Linked DNA regions of Homo sapiens: region 2 is linked to region 1. Evidence: chromatin loops called from intact Hi-C (ENCODE). Cell type or tissue: CD14-positive monocyte. All regions are shown on one strand. Each heading gives the region's core, and the rest is flanking DNA. Links, peaks and the distances in the headings are about the cores only.

Evidence for each region. Peaks named below come from ENCODE experiments on the same cell type or tissue, not always from the same donor. Only the 100,000 strongest peaks of a DNase experiment are listed, where the experiment ranks them.
Region 2: it touches region 1 in a loop (5-fold over the local background); 5 of 110 quality-filtered maps call a loop at or near these places.

Annotation. Positions count from the first base shown.
Region 1 is chr20:57,343,061-57,351,386 of GRCh38, reverse strand. SPO11 (SPO11 initiator of meiotic double strand breaks) reads right to left here. Exons shown (of 13, transcript NM_012444.3): 13 at 7,394-8,046. The coding sequence ends at 7,927. It overlaps RAE1 (ribonucleic acid export 1), which reads right to left and starts at 132. Exons shown (of 12, transcript NM_003610.4): 1 at 1-132. RefSeq lists an enhancer at 1-501. In CD14-positive monocyte, for the core only: CTCF peaks have their summits at 4,599 and 4,801 (motif pointing right); DNase peaks (open chromatin) are centred at 196 and 4,796; H3K4me3 peaks cover 400 bases; H3K27ac peaks cover 364 bases; H3K27me3 peaks cover 900 bases.
Region 2 is chr20:57,590,485-57,598,810 of GRCh38, reverse strand. No RefSeq gene overlaps it. Among named protein-coding and RNA genes, the nearest start is that of ZBP1, 26 kb to the left of the region's middle. RefSeq lists silencers at 1,566-1,739, 1,760-1,819 and an enhancer at 8,063-8,326. In CD14-positive monocyte, for the core only: CTCF peaks have their summits at 1,484, 1,684 (motif pointing left), 4,131 and 4,330 (motif pointing right); DNase peaks (open chromatin) are centred at 1,670 and 4,310; H3K4me3 peaks cover 396 bases; H3K27me3 peaks cover 279 bases.

The DNA of each region.
Region 1 (8,326 bases), core at 64-8,063:
AGCAGAAGGGTCTGAGGAGTTTGCGAACCTGCTCTGGCGCGAAGGACGAGGGCCAGGAGCGCGGACAGAAATCCCAGGAGCCCGAAGCCTCCTTAAGCCTGCGGTAGAAACTGCCCTGACTACCGCGGAAACAACGCGCGTGCGCCCTGGAGCCACTTCCTGCGTCGCCCGGAAATCGTCGAAGAAAAAGGCTCCTTTTCCCGCAAGGCGACAGCACATGCGCAAAAACGCTTTACACCAGCAGTTTGCGAATTGGTCCAAAGTTGATGTAGCCGCTGCAAGTTACTAAGCGACTGCTTTTATAAATCCGCAACTGGCCAGGCGCGGTGGCTCACGCCTGTAATCCCAGCACTTTGGGAGGCCGAGGCGGGCTGATCACCTGGGGTCAGGAGTTCAAGACAAGTCTGGCCAACATCGTGAACCGCCCCGCCCCCCGCCCCCCCCGCCCCCCCGCGCCGCCCCCCCCCGCCCCCCGCCCCCGTCCCCCCGCCCCCCCCGCCCCCCCCGCCCCCCGTCCCCCCGCCCCCCCGCCCCCCCGTCCCCCCGTCAGTACTAAAAATACAAAAATTAGCCGGGCATGGTGGCGGGTGCCTGTAATCCCAGCTGCTTGGGAGGCTAAGGCAGGAGAATCGCTTGAACCCAGGAGGTGGAGGTTGCAGTGAGCCGAGACCATGCCATTGCACTCCAGTCTGGACAACAAGAGCGAAACTCCATCTCAAATCAGTCAATCAATCCGCAACTAGGGCTAGTGCAAGGTAGCTAGCTGTTTTCTCTTGTGAATTAATTATTGCATTTATCATGTATAAACATCTAAAAGATTCTGATTGCTTCCAATTCACGTCCAAGGCCAACCTCCGAGAAGCTGCTCTAACGCTGCCTCCGAACAAGGCGAGGTCGGCCGCGGGTTTCCCGCCCTGGCCTCTCCCTGTTTGCCCACTGGGGTACCCTGAGCCCACCTCGGGGCTCTTTGGGCCTCAGTTTCCTGCTGCATGGTGGGGAAAATGATGCCAGGGCTGTTCCTAATTAGGGTCAAGTGAAATCATACGTGAACTACTCTTACTAATAGAACTGTCTGTAGAAATGTTAAGGGATTCTTATTACTCACACACGCCCACTCCAAATATTTCAGTTGGTTGTTTCCTCCCAACCCCTACTTTTAGGAGCATCTGAAGAAGGAAGTGAAGGAAAAGACAGATCACAAGGAAGGGATTTCGTGAGGTTATGTAGCTACCCTGGATTCTCTCCTTCACTACTCAGTGTGGTCTGCGTGCCTTGACCTTCTTAAGGAGGTTTAGGATCTGGGGTATCTTTTTATAAAATGCAGATTCAGTAGGTCTACGATGGGCCTAAAAATCCACATTTCTACCAAATTCCCAGCAGAGGTTGCTGGGCCGTGAACCAGAGTTAAGTACCAAGGCTGTAGATCATTTGGAATCCTGGGCAGCTTTTTAAAAACTGTGATGTTTACACTGCACCCTTAGAGATTCTGATTTAGTACGCCTGGGCTAGAAAAGAGGAAATTAATATTTTTTAAAAGCTCCCCAGGTGATTCTAAGATGCAGCCAAGACTGAGAACCTCTAGTCTAGACGATGATGGTAATAATAGCTCTTTTGAGCATCACCCTATGCTAAGCGCTTTAGATGCTCCATCTCCTGTAGTTTCCAGACCAGCCCTAAAAGATAGGTATTGTGATTATCTCCATTTTATAGATATGGAAAATGAAGCTGACAGAGGTGATGTTGTGTCCGGAATTGGTGGGTTCTTGGTCTCACTGACTTCAAGAATGAAGCTGCGGAGCCTCGCGGTGAGTGTTACAGTTCTTAAAAGCAGCGCATCCGGAGTCTGTTCCTTCTGATGTTAAGATGTGTTTGGAGTTTCTTCCTTCTGGTGGTTTATGGCCTCGCTGGCTCAGAAGCGAAGCTGCAGACCTTCGGGCAGTGAGTGTTACAGCTCTTAAGGCGACGCATCTGGAGTTGTTCCTTCCTCCCGGCGGGCTCGTGGTCTCGCTGGCTTCAGGAGTAAAGCTGCAGACCTTTGCGGTGAGTGTTACAGCTCATAAAGACGACGTGGTCCCAAAAAGCGAAAGAACAAACCTCCCACACCGTGGAAGGTGCCCCGAGCAGATTGCCACTACTAGCTCCGGCAGCCTGCTTTTATTCTCTTATCTGGCCCCACCCACATCCTGCTGATTGGTAGAGCCCAGTGGTCTGTTTTGACAGGTCGCTGATTGGTGCCTTTACAATCCCTCAGCTAGACACAAAGGTTCTCCAAGGCCCCACCAGAGTAGCCAGATACAGAGTGTCCATTGGTGCATTTACAAACCCTGAGCTAGACACAGGGTGCTGATTGGTGTGTTTACAAACCTTGAGCTAGATACAGAGTGCTGATTGGTGTATTTACAATCCCTGAGCTAGACATAAAGATTCTCCAAGGCCGCATCAGAGTAGCTAGATACAGAGTGTCGATTGGTGTATTTACAATCCCTGAGCTAGACATAAAGGTTCTCCACCTCCCCACCAGACTCAGGAGCCCAGCTGGCTTCACCCAGTGGATCCCGCACCGGGGCTGCAGGTGGAGCTGCCCACCAGTCCCAGGCCGTGCGCTCGCGCTCCTCAGCCCTTGGGTGGTCCGTGGGACTGGGCGCCGTGGAGCGGGGGTGGCACTCGCGTCGGGGAGGCTCGGGCAGCACAGGAGCCCATGGAGGGGGTGGGAGGCTCAGGCATGGCAGGCTGCAGGTCCCGAGCCCTGCCCTGCGGGAAGGCAGCTAAGGCCCGGTGAGAAATAGAGCGCAGCGCTGGTGGGCTGGCACTGCTGGGGGACCCAGTACACCCTTCGCAGCCGCTGGCCCGGGTGCCAAGCCCCTCATTGCCAGGGGCCAGCAGGGCCGGCCGGCTGCTCCGAGTGCGGGGCCCGCCAAGCCCACGCCCACCCGGAACTCCAGCTGGCCCGCAAGCGCCGCGCGCAGCCCCGGTTCCCGCTCGCGCCTCTCCCTCCACCCCTCCCTGCAAGCTGAGGGAGCGGGCTTCGGCCTTGGCCAGCCCAGAAACGGGGTCCCACAGTGCAGCGGTGGGCTGAAGGGCTCCTCAAGTGCCGCCAAAGTGGGAGCCCAGGCAGAGGATGCCCCGAGAGCGAGCGAGGGCTGTGAGGACTGCCAGCACGCTGTCATCTCTCAATGTGACTTACCAGAGCTCACACAACTGATACAGAGTAGGTCCATGATGTCTGTCCTGTGCCTGACCCTCCTACCAGCAAAGCTTTGGACTCATCTCTGAGAAGTGCTTCAACTACATTTTCTTATCCTTTTTCAATGGAACTCCTCTTACTATCTTTCCTTTAAACTCTCAAAAGCCCTCCCAAAGCTCTCTCAGGGTTTCGAGGCATATTCTGCCTCATTAAATAGTGTATTTGTCTTGTCTAGATTCCTAGATTTAAAACTTGTATCTACTTCCATGTATATGCTTTGCAGCACCAAGCAGAGTATCTTACATGTGTTCGTTATTAATACTTGTTGCATTTTATGTTTCAACGCCCAATGTATCTTCCAGAAGCCTCTATTATGATACAGATTCCTCTATAATCCTGGTTATTCAGCATGCTCTATAAACTCTTCCCGCTGTTTAGGATTATGTAGTTGACAAACTGCTTTTGCATATACCATCAGTGGAACCACTGAGGAGCAGTATGCTCGCCCAAATATTATAGCTGATATTCCAAGACTCTTGTTAAATGGATAATCTCATTTAATCCTCACCATGACCCTACCAAGTCATTATTATTGTTGTTATGCCCATTTTATGGTTGATGAAACTGAGATCAGGTTGTAACTTGTCCCAGCCATAGAGGCAAGGAGTAGACGTAGAATTGGAATGCAAGCAGCCTGCCCCAAAACCTAACTCTACACTTCCACAGGTGGCAGATTATGCTGATTTATGTTTTGCCTCCTAGAAACAAAAAGGGAGAACGGTATTTTATTTTATTTTTTTTTGAGATGGACTCTCGCCCTGTCGCCCAGGCTGGAGTGAGTGCAGTGGCGCGACCTCGGCTCGGTGTAACCTCTGCCTCTAGGGCTCAAGCGATTATCCTGCCTCAGCCTCTCCAGTAACTGGGATTACGGGTGCACACCACCATGCCTGGCTAATTTTTGTATCTTTCGTAGAGACGGGGTTTCACTATGTTGGTCAGGCTGGTCTTGAACTCCTGACCTTGTGATCCGCCCACCTTGGCCTCCCAAAGTGCTGGGATTACAGGCGTGAGCTACCGTGCTCTGCGAGATCAGTAAGATTTTATCCCTGGGTATGATTGTATGATTATTGAGCCATACAATATAGGTGAAAAATAATTAAACAATAGAAAAATAATTAAATTTTGGTAGTGACTGTCATTCAAACTGGTAAACTTTTCTGCCATTTTTACACAGGGAATATTTATGAATAAGTACAGTTTCTATTAATTGCTAGATGAATAGAAACTGAACATGCCTATATTCTTAGCATGAGTTACTTTTCATTTTGAATTTTTAATAAAAGAGATGTAATATGTTGGCTTAAAGTTTTGTGAATAGCTAGGTTGCAAAGAAGCACACATTAAGTGTAGCTTTACAGGGAATTGGGGCATCCAAAGCTGATTAACAAAGCGGATTCCTGTTGAGTGTATCACATAGAAACCCTCTTGGTTTTCCCCAAACTCTTTTGTTGTGACTCAAGACTCTACCCCATTCCTTTAGACAATGACTTGAAAACATTTCAAAGAAATTTCCACCCAAAATAGTGGAAGGAGTTGAGAGAATAATGAGCGTTTGCCAGCAGAGGGCGACCTTGGCTTGTTTCTACAGGATTGTTTCCTTGGGATACCTATCTGTGTAACAGTGAACAGAGAAGTTCATTTAGCAAACAGAAGTGCACGTTTCTCAATATTTCACTACAAAAACATTTCATTGAAAATCTTTTAATGTACATGTATATATAGCTTAGAGAATATGTTCTTTTCAGCACCACTGAACAGATTATCTACATCAAACTAGCAGCTCAACTGAGACACTCAGTAAGGAAGTCATAGATGGAAACCCTGGAGGGTTTTCCTTATTTTTATAAAGTGCACTATGGTTTTTCTTCCCTATGAACTCATAACTTCTGAAATCACTTAGTATCACCAATTATTATAATCAAATTTCTCAGAAAACGGGGGATACTACAAGCAACTTTTAGTTTGTTAGGGTAATTATGAACCCTTAAGGGAAAACTAAGAGTCTCTGAGCACCTTTTTGTTGTACTAGTTTTTGTTGTTATTGTTGTTTGAAACAAGGTCTCACTCTGTCACCCAGGCCTGAGTGCAGTGGTGCAATCATAGCTCACTGCAGCATTGAACTCCTGGTTTCAAGTGATCCTTCCACCTCAACCTCCCTAGTAGATGAGCCTATGGACATGTGCCACCATAACCAACTAATTTTTAAAAATTGAGATGGGAGTCCCATTATTTTGCTCAGGCTGGTCTTGAACTCCTGGGTTCAAGCAATCCTCCTCCTCAGTCTCCCAAAGCTCTGGGATTACAGGTGTGAGCCACCGTGCCCAGCCTTGTTGTATTAGTTTTTATACATTTTAATTTTAAAGATTCCAATCTAATGTTTTCTTGATTAAAATTATGGAAATATCCAAATTAGATACAGTTAGATGATGGTAGATGAGATTATTGTTATCAGTTACCATTTTAAATGCTAAGTATTATGGTAATCCTTTTTAGAAAGAAATCTTTAGAATTAGAATTCTAGATGGTTCCCAAATAGCTACTAGCATTAATTTTTCATTTTCATCTAATAAAGATAGGTAGTAACGTCAAACTATAGTGTATTTTGCTCTCTTTCCATTTTCATTTCCCAAATAATTGAAAATTATTTTAAGTAAATTTGCAATAATAAACTTGAGATGACTTAATTATCCAAACTGGAGGTATCTGTCTTTTTCAAATTTATTTTTAAATTTGAATGACTATCGTAGATTTGTCACTCCTTCCCATTTTGATAGTATATCCTAAGCCAGATGTGTCGTGGGTTAAACATATTTTTAAGTTAGTAATTTCTTCCTTTACAAAGCATACCAAAGTTAAGTGACACTGTTACATGTTAAAGGAGTAAGTATGGTATAAATTCAGAGGAAATTTTTTCTTATTTATAAAAATGTTTTTAGAATTTTTGATAGTCTCACGAGTAAGTAAAATTAACAGCATACCAGAATGTTCCCAAAATGAAATGTGTGGTTCCTATGTGACCAGGGAATATAACATATTTGTTAATTGTAGGTATGGTATCGGGGGATCTTGATTTGACACTAGCCAACAATAAGACTTGCAGACCTTTCCATGCAGTGAGGACACAGACCACACGTGAAGTACTTTACCTGTACTAGCGCCATGGTACCCACACTTTCTGGTTTGAAGTCCCAGCTCCACTGCTTATTAGTTATGTGACCTTGGGAAAATTATTTAACCTTTCTGTACCTTTGTTTTCTCACCTGTAAAATGGGGGTGATTTTTTAAAAGTACCTAGCTCATAAGGTTTCTGTGAAGATGCAATGAGTTATTGTTTACAAAGCACCTACAAAAATACCTAGCACATAGTAAGTGCTATGTATGTATTTTCCTTTATTATTATATTACCTTCTTCAATCCTTACTACATACAACCTCTTGGGCAGGCCCAGCCTCACAGGTGTACCACCCGTGCAGTCACCCAGGACCCCAGGCTAAGAAGGGCCTGTGCTTGGTTTAATTCTCTGCTGCTATCATCTTGAAATTCTTAATAAAAAGGGATCCCACATTTACATTTTGCATTGAGACCCACATTTTCTTGAGGTAGGTAGTATTATTGTCCCCTGGTATTATTGTGGCTTTGGACAAATAGCATCCTCAGTGTTCTCACCTGAAAACTATGGTGTAGTTACCCAGTAATTACAAGGTCCTTGGGGGAATTAAATGAGATACTGAATCAGCAGTGATTGGCACATGTAAGTTCTCAGAAATGGTATATATTATTATTATTGTTACCATTTCTCTTTATAAAATAGCTAACCTAATATTACCGTGCTTCTATAAATTCTTATTCTTGCTTGCAAGCACAAGAAACTTTCAGTGCAGTTAAAGGTTTACTGAAAGTACAGAATAAAATCATAAAACTGACCTCTGGCAAAATTAAGATAGGTTTATGGAGGGAAAAGGTCACATATTTACTGTTGGAGAAGTACCTTATTAAAATCTGAGGCTTCTGTAGATCTTAAAACTGAAGAAGTTTTTTGTTCTATAGACAGACTAGAGAAGCATTCAAGACCTTCGAGAAACTTTTCAAATAAATAATATTATCAATAAAAAATAGGCTCAATACAAAATAAAGCAAAACACTGAAGACTACATCAATCCAAATATTTATTCATACTGAATTTTACTAATGTAACAAATGAATTAATGGAGTAAGACCCCTAAAGTATAAAGGCAAAGGAAAATGTAAGAAGAAACTACCGGACACCACAATTCATTTGCAACATCTCAAATTCAGATCATTATGATTTTTGTTACCAGTAAGATACTTTATGCGTTAACATTAGTTGTATCGTAGAAGGTAAATATTTTGTAGACTTTGATGACATGTATAAAATATTATTTTTTCAAAAATAATTTAAAGGTCAAAATAACATATTCTTTTATAATTTGCTTTAGAAGATAGGACAGAAATCTGTCTCTATAGAGGCAAGAATAAGGCCTTGCAAAGAAAATTGGAGTACAGCATTTGTTTTGACAAAAATATATAATTAACGGAAAGTTATTTTATTTCACTTTTACAGAATTAAGAATATAATATATGTTCTTTCCACAATAGTATTTGCCAATCAAAACAAAACTAATGAAAAGCCTCTGGCAATCAGAAGTTCTTCTGATTTATTTTTATATCCATCCTCCAAATTTTAATTTGTTAGGTAAGTACACTCTGGAAAGATAATCTGATGATAGGAAAGTCAAAGCTTGAATTTCTGCCTTCATTTTAGAGTCTGCCATTATTTCCATCTGTCAATAAAAGTAAAATGTACTCATACCAGAGTTCTTAGTTGCATTTCTGTCAATTCAACAAACTAGTAATCTAGAATTGCTTTATTCTCCAAAACCAGGGACAATAGTCTTAAGGGTCAGCCAGAATATTCCAGAGCTGCTACAGCTAAAAATATCTGGAGTGAGAGTACTCTGTATGCTGTCTTCAATAATTAGGGATAGTCTGAAATCTTTATGATTTCTTCTTCCTTTTTTTAATCCCACAAACTATGATACAGCCATCAAGAATGTGTATATA
Region 2 (8,326 bases), core at 243-8,242, 250 kb before region 1:
TGGTGGTCAACCCATCACGGAGGATTTAACACTCCCATCTGCCAGGCTGCTAGCTCCCACGGATGACAGCAGACTGGCACCCACCCACGGGCAGCCACATCACCTCAGATGGGGAGGGGCCAGCAGGACCAGGATTTTGCATTCCATGAAAACCCTCTTCTGCAAGAGCTCCTGTGAAACAAGGGTTCCTTGGACAGTTGTGGATACGCAGCATGATGCAGCCCCCGCTGCATGATTCCAAGGCAGCCCATTCAGGGAGGTGAAACTACTGCTCAAGGACAGAGATAGGATTCAAACCCACTCAGGGAGGTGAAACTACTGCCCAAGGACAGAGATAGGATTCAAACCCAGCCATCAGGCAGGCTTGCAAGCCAGTGCTCTTAAACATGTTACTGAAAAAGCTGCCTGGGACATATCACCGCGGCCTGGCTGTCACCTCCCAGCCCCTGGCTGGTCAGCTCCCCCACTGTGTCTCATTGACCTGCCCCCCACGCCCACCCCGGGGCACAGTGGCCTTTGCCACAATCAGCTGAATGCCCCCAGCTGCTGGAGAAGCAATCCAGCAGGGCCAGTGCCGGCAAAGCCCTGAAGGCGGGAGTGTCAGCTGGGGGGCCGGGGGTGGGGAAAGGGGGGAGGGGGTCTGGCGCCCCTGGCTACAGAGCTCGAGACAGGCCTGGCCCTCCCAGCTCCACCTGCAGGTCAGGGGTGTGGGGGGTGAACTGCGTGGCTGGGAGATCCTGGAGGTGAATCTTTGATCCCCCCATTTGTGTGACTCCTCTCTGCCCCCAGCATCTGGCTTACCGGCTCTGAACCTCTGTCTTTCCCTCTCACCTCCTCCTTCCTCTTAGATGGACCCCTGTGATGACATCGAGGCCACCCTGATAATGCAGGATGACCCCCCACCTCACTATCTTTAACTTAATCACCTCTGCAAAGTCTGTTTCTCCATGTAAGGTAACATGTTCCAGGTTCTGGGATTAGAACACGGGCATCGTCCTGGGGAGCCTCACACAGCCCGCACTGCTGAGCATGCTTCAATGTGCAGGCTACCCCATGCCCTTCAACGCTCAGCGCACCCCATGCCCCTAACACAGACATCTAGCCCAGAGTGCCAGCAAGGCCCAGACTGAGAAGGTCCGTTACAGGCGCTGCTGCTGCTGTTAATATCACGAATATAAAAGAATAAATGGGGAAAAAAATAATGGGGCTTGGCGTCACAGCCCCTGGTGTGTGTAATCCCAGGCAAGTGAGTGTAATCTCAGGCAAGTCCTGCCACCTCTGAGCCTCAGTTTCCTACTCTGTTAAATGGGCAGAAATAGGGACAGACCCTGCCTGGTGGGAGCTCACGCTAAGAATGAAGGGAGCCCTTGCCCAGTGGTGCCCAGACCTGGGGGCTGAAGCCTAGGCCCTCCCGGGGATTGATTGACAGCCGTCTGTACAGGTGGGGCTAGGCCGGGAAATTGTCAAAATTTCCCCTGTGACACCCGCCCCGGGCTGAGATGTCTGGGCCGGCTTCCAGCTGTGGCCCCAGCTGTGACCCCAGCGGCCCCACCCGGGCTCCCGGAGAGTTAGGGCCAAGCCAGCCCCCGCCCGCGCCCTCCGCAGGTCTCGACTGCAGGGGCGGCCTGGAGGGGAGGAGCGCGGAGCCGGCCTTTCACAGCCTTGGCCCGAGCGCCCTCTGCTGGCCGCACGCCGCCGGCCGCCGCTCACCAGGCTGGGCTCGGAAACTTCCAGGGCCTGAGGTGGGGTCAGGCGGGGTGGGGGGGATCCCGTGTGACCCCCTCCTGTTCCTTCCCCACAAAGCAGCCAGACACACGTGTTTCCCCCACGGTTCCGGGGTGGTGCACATAAGCCTGCAGCCGGTCCACAGGCCCCAGGTGAAAGTTCCTGTTCTGCCCTCCCGGGCCGGGGGCGGGCTCCTTTCTGGCTGATGCCCGTGCCCCAAATTTGGGGGAAGGAGCACAAACCCAGCACCCTTCAGAGGCTGATTTTCTTCTATCGTGGGGAACACCCCTGCAACCTGGGTACCCCCGCTCAAGTCCCCAGTCCAGCTCCTGCGTGACTCCCAAGGACCCTACCTGCAAGCCCATCTGTGGCATCGAAGTCCCGACCCTGCGGGAGCTGATGCCCCCCGGACTCCCGCAGGCACTAACTCACTTCATCCTCCCACCGACTCCACGAAGAAAGGAATCTTTACCCCGTTTCACATGGAGAAAACTGAGGCACAGAGAGGTTAAGCTACTTGCCCAAGGTCACACAGCCAGTGAATGGCCCTCTAGGATTAAACCCAGGGCACAAAATGAGTACAGTCGACCTCCAAGTGTGGAAGAAAACCCACATCATCAACCCCTGTCTGGGAGGTAGGGAGGTGGGGCGGTGCCTCATTTGCAGGACCTGAAGAGAGGGCCCATTTGAGCTTACAGTCAGCCCACAGGCCCCTCTCTGGCTCACCAAGTGGGTGGATGCCTCCCAGGTCTACACAACAGTGTAGGGCCAAAGATACAAACTTGGACCACCCCAGACTCAAGGTTTTGCCCAACCATTTTCTAGCTGTGTGACCTTGGGCAAGTACCTAGTCCTCCTGCGCCTCCGTTTCCACATGTGCAAAATGGGGTGATCATCTGTGTTCAGGATGAAACTAGCAGGGGCCTGCCTCGTTGGTGCGGCCGCATCAGTGCTGTGGGTAATGGTCCCTCACCACGCCCCATCCTGAGCCACCCCCTTCTCTCCATCTGGCCCCTCCTTCTCTGACTCCTAGTCTAGCTCCTTGTTTGAGTCTGACAATGTGCTCAGGTAGGATGGATTCAGAAGCCATATCTGCCCCAAGCCTGGTGGACAGCGGGTTTACCCTCTGTGCTGTGACATGCCCAAGTGACCCGCTACCTTGAACCTCAGCACCCCCCACCAGCGTGCACCACACACACATACACACAGCTCAGTGCCCAGGTAGGGCCCAGGCCTCCAGACAGGGCAACTGCTTCCCATCTCACACACACAGCACCACGGCCACACTCTGCTGAATGTCACCTCCTCCCACTCTGCCCAGAGGTCCTGGAGTCACTGACAAAGGAAAGAGGCCCCCAACAAGACCTCCCCGAGTGGCAGCCAGGCCTGGGCCCCAGAGGGCTCCGCCACTGACCAGGTGTGAGATGTTACAAGTGTCATTGAATCCCTGAGTCTCAGTTTTCCCATCCGCAAAACGGGGTTAAATGAGATCATCGGTGGAGAGCCCCAGAGCAGGGGACGTCAGTGGGTGTCAGGGGACGTGGCTGTGTTGTCACAGCGCCCGTGGTTCCTGGCACAGCCACAGCCTCATGAATAGCAAAGGGTGATCTAACTCGGCACCCAATAAGTCAGGCCCCACCATGACCCCCAAGGAGGCATTTCAGCCCTTCGGCAGGTGACGAGAACAGGCCCCCATCCTGCAGCCGGTGACGAGAGCACAGGCCTGGGGGGCCGCAGTGCTCTTGTCCCACACCCTGTGGTCCTTTGAATGGTAACAAAGCTGACAGTTACCAAGGGCTGACCACAGGCCGAGCCCTGCGTGGAGTGCTTTACAAAGACCACCTGTTGAACACAAAACAGCCCTGTGAAGCATATGACCTGCCCGTGCGTCCATTTCAGGCAGTGTAAACCAAACCCTCAGGCTCCAAGAGGGGCCCCGGGCAGTTCACAGGGTGAGTAGCAAGTGCCCCTATGCTCCCAGCTTCAGACACAGGGAGGCGGGGGGCTGGCACCATGAAGTTTACCCCTAAATGTGGATTTGTCAAAACCCGTTTTGCACCAGAGAAATGAGGGCTTTGAAGTTCCTGTCTTCCCCAAGGGAGGCAAAAACAAAATGAAAAAACTCTGGAAAACTCACTTTGCTCCAAAGAAATCCAACCTACAGGGGCTCAGTCGACCTCAATCACTTTCTGGCCACACCCAAAGTGCGTGCACAGCTGCAGGAATGATGTTGTAAAAGTATATTCATTGGCACGAAAGAGAGCCACGATCTAGCGGTGAGTGGGAAACAGCTCGGCAGGTTGCAGACTCTCTGTGGGGTATGATTCACTTTTTGTATGAAAATGCCTGGATGGATGAAGAAAAGTCTAGAAAGAAATCCGTGCACATGTGAAGAAAGGTTTGTTCTGGGTGCGAAATTCCAGGTGGTTGCTTTCTTTTGGCTTTATCTGGGTTTTCTACTGTATCTGCAAGGTAAACATATTAATTGTGTAACCACAAACATCTACAAAATCGGAAGTGACCTAAAGGGACCGGCCTACTGAGCCTTGGCCACCGTGGACCCCGGCCTGGGCTGAAGCGGCCACGGCCTCAGCTCTAGCCACCAGGTGGCGCCCTTGATCTGTTTTTGCAAAAAAAAAAAAAGGCCCACAGAATTCGCAGGGCAGGAGGGCGCGGGGGCAAGGATGCCGCCCTCTGCCTCAATTCGGTTCCAGACCCCTGGACCAGGGGCTGGTCCCCGAGGTCCCATCCAGGGTCAGAGTTTCTGATTCTGAGACCCCCTACACCCACCCCATCTCTGCAGACCCTCAAATCCCAAGTCAGGCCGTTCGTCTGCGGAGCACAGGTGATGCTCTGCGCATGCCCGTCTGCCCAGAGGTGATGGCCTCAATGCGTCCTTCAGAGGCTTTGGGTCCAGTCCCTGCAGGGGCTGCCAGGGTCCATCTGTTCTGGAGGCTTCCCACCCACTTCTGAGACCTCTCCTCTGGCTCACCTCGGGGACTCGGTTCAAACGACCCCTCTCCCAGCCCAGGCGCTCTCTACTGTGTCCTGGTCTATCTGCTTGTGAGCACTCAGAGGGATCTGCCATTATTTTATTTCCTATTTCTTTAATTACAGTCTCTGTCCTCTGATGACACTCCTGTCTCCACCAGGGTAGGGGTCTCATCAGTCAGTTCCCCACGGGCTCCCCAGGGCTGAGAACTATGTCTGGCCCACAGTAGCACTCAATATGCACCTCTTGAATGAGTGAAGGAATGAACTCCCACAGGTGACTCTGATGCCCAGTGGGTGTGGAAACCTGGCCGATTAACCTGTCCCTTGGGGCCTTTCAAGATCTGGCCCGACCCACGCATCTTCCTTTTCTTACACCTTCTTCCTCGTTTGCTCCAAGGATCTAATTACTGCAGCTAGGAACACCCCTCTCCAGCCTCCCGGCCTCCGTTCAGTCAGTGCCTTCTGCCTGGATGTCCTGCCTCTTAACTTGGCCCATTGCCCTCCTCCTCCTCCCTGTAGCCCTCCCGGGCCTTTCCCTGAGTCGGAGTTTCTCTCTGTGTCCTGTAAACTCTACCCCACATCTCATGGGCCCCTCGTGTTCTGCTTGAGACACTCGTGTCTTCTCAAACGAGCAGCACCATTCCGGGGGCCAGGCCTGCACTAAGACCCTAGTGTGAGTGGTGGCTGACATCTGCCAAGGAGCTGGATGCAAATCACAGCTCCAAGGCCCCGCCCCCAGGCGCTGTGCGGGGAAGTTGGGTGTGACCAGGGGTTCAGCAGCCCCTCCCCAGGAGGCTCTGACACAGGCTGTGGCTGGCAGCCTTGGGGACTCACCTCTTACTTGGCCCAGGTCCTGGGGTGAGATTAAGAACAGAGAAGGGGCAGTTCCTGACCTTGGCCCTTTGTGGGACCCGGGGCTGAAGGGTAAATCGAGGCCTCCTGGTCCTCCTTGTTCTGCGGCAGAGCTGTCTGGGTAGCTGAGCCCTCTCCCAGGCTGCTTGGCTCTGGGCAGGTGCCCACCCACCCCGTGCCTGGTTTCCCATCAGCACTGACCTCGCAGAGTTATTATGGGGGTTTTAGGGAGTGGACACCTGTCACGCTTGGACAGGCCTGACACACAGCAAGTGAGTGTTTGTTGGACAAGAAAAAGCCTCACACAGAGAGCAAGCCCTCGAGTGAGGCACGCTCCCACCCAAAGAGGTGGCAGCTGCAGCAGGCTCGCCCGGCTTCGCATCCCTGCTCTGCCACCTGCCTGCAAGCCACCCTCCGAGCCTGGGTTTCTGCTTTTGTCATGGGGACCCTCATCCCGCTTGTTCTCCCACTGCACCATGAGCTCCCCAAGGCCCGGTGTCCTCTCACCTTTGTGCCCTCAGCTGGCGGCCCCTGGGTGCCATCTCTTCCCTTCCTTTCTCTGGCCCCTGTGCCCAGCCAGGCCGGTCCCATCCCCCCAGCCCACTGTGATTCCTGGACCAGGGCCATGGCAGCCAGGATGCATCTCGGATTCCCTGGGGGCCACAGTTGGGTCCGGAAAGATCAAGGTGCCCGGTAAGCCCCACAGCCTCTGAACCCACTTCCTGGGCTGCCACGCACCCCCACGCAGAACCAAGTGCACGATCTCTGGACCTCAGCTGGGGTTTGAATCCCACTAACCAGTGGGGGACTTTGAACAAGGACTTCACTCCAAGCCGGGGTATTTACAAAAACCCAGGTCTGGGTCCAGGTTCCGAGGTGGTGGCCGATGTTCCTCTTGAAGTCACCAGATTAAGCATTGATTTTTCTGGCTGATTCCAGTTTTGGACAGAGGATACCTAAGGCCAAGGCTGGAGGTGTCATAGACCGTCCAGAGACTTTCTGCCAGACATGAGGGGCTGCAGGATGGGGCTGGAAGTGACAAGCTCCCTCCCACCTCCTCTGCTGACTGTCAAGGTCCAGACGAAACCACCTTTCTGCCCCCACCCCAAATCCTGAACCTCAATCCCAGCCTGCACATCCAGAGGGGCCTCCAGGCTGGCCCACTCCTTCCCCGCCAGCTTGTCCTCCCCTGGTGGGGGATGGGCAAGGCCCAGTGCAGCTCCCATGTCCTCCTTGCCCTTCTCATTGCTCTGAGGGCTTCCAGCCACTCCTTGGTGAGATGGGAAGAGCCTGTCTCCCCAAAGAGGGGGCAGGAGCGCTCAGAGCAATGAGAAGCGCGACAGGCCCCCTCCCGGCGCCCCAGCAGCAGGGTAGTGTCCCAAGCCCTGCTCCCCACGTCTTCTCTTGGGACCCAGGCAGATCTCTGCTTCTGGTGAAGCCTCCTTGGGGAGGGTCCCATCAAAACCCACTTTTAGAATCCTCCATTAACCCATTCTCCCCACTTCCAAAACCACCTCCAGCCAAGCCACCACGTCTCTCTTGGCTATGGAAGGAATCTCCCCACTGGCCTCCCATGTCCCTCTGGCCCCTCTGTCCATTCTCTCAGCATCCAGGGGACCCTGGGAGCTACAACTCTAGTCCTGTTACTCCCTGGCCCCAACCTTCAGTGGCTCCCTATTGCCCCCAGGATCAGAACACTGAACTCCTGAACTCAGCCCTCAGTTAGCCAGACCCGGCCCTCCGACCGCTCTTCCTCTTCCTCCTCCTCCTGCTCCCCAGCCAAAACTCAGCACACCAGATGCACCCGTGCAGCCAGTTCCAGGCGCACTTGGCCTGGCCCTTGCCTCTGAACCCCTCTATAATGCTGTTCCCTCTCATGGAGCTCCCTTCCCACTTCTTCACACGCTCATGCCCTCAGGCCCCCAGGCCTCTTTCAGGTGCCCTCTTCCCAGCAAACTTTGCTCATGGGCCTGTAGCGTAGGCTGCTCTCCTAGGAGAACCGCCCCGGCCCCACAGAAGAGCTGCTCAGTTGGAGGCAGCTGTGTTGGGCAGACATGGGCCTGGAGCGACAGAGGCTGTGGGTGTCCCTGTGAAAGAGGACAGAACAAAACAGAGGGAAAGGCAGAGGAGTCAGTGGGTGCAGCTGCCTGCCCGGCTTGGTCCCCACCGGGCCTTCATGGGGCCACACTGCACCCACTGCCCAGGGTCCCTCCCAGTGATGTCCCCTCCACTCCAGCTGGTGGCAGTAGGTCTTCGTCCTGGCCTTGGGGTCTGTGATCCCAGGATCTAAGAGTTTCCAGCCACTCCTACACCACATCACGGGGAACTGGCTGTTGGACCAGGGTCTCTGAGGGGACACGTGCACCTCACCCCTCTCCACCCAGGCCTGTCCCACACCTGGCTTGGAGGTAGGTCCAGCCTCCTCTGCCATTTCCTACCATGGGGCCTGGACAAGGATCTAACCTGACAGAGCCTCAGTGTTCCCCCTCAGAAGTGGACACAGTGACAGTCCTTACTGCTCGCGTGTCGGGAGCATTAGACAGGTGGCTCCTGGGCGCAGGGCACCGTGCCTGGCATGCAGTGAGTGCCCAGTAGGCATGAGCCTCTCCTTGTTGATCTCATGCACCTGTTACCATGCTTCTCTTTTCTTTCTCATGTTTGAATCCAGCATGGTCCACTCCGCAAGGTGCGCAGGGTGTTTAGGAACACACAGAAGTCTGCTCTATGGGCTGCAGGAGGGCGTCTCTGCGCTGTC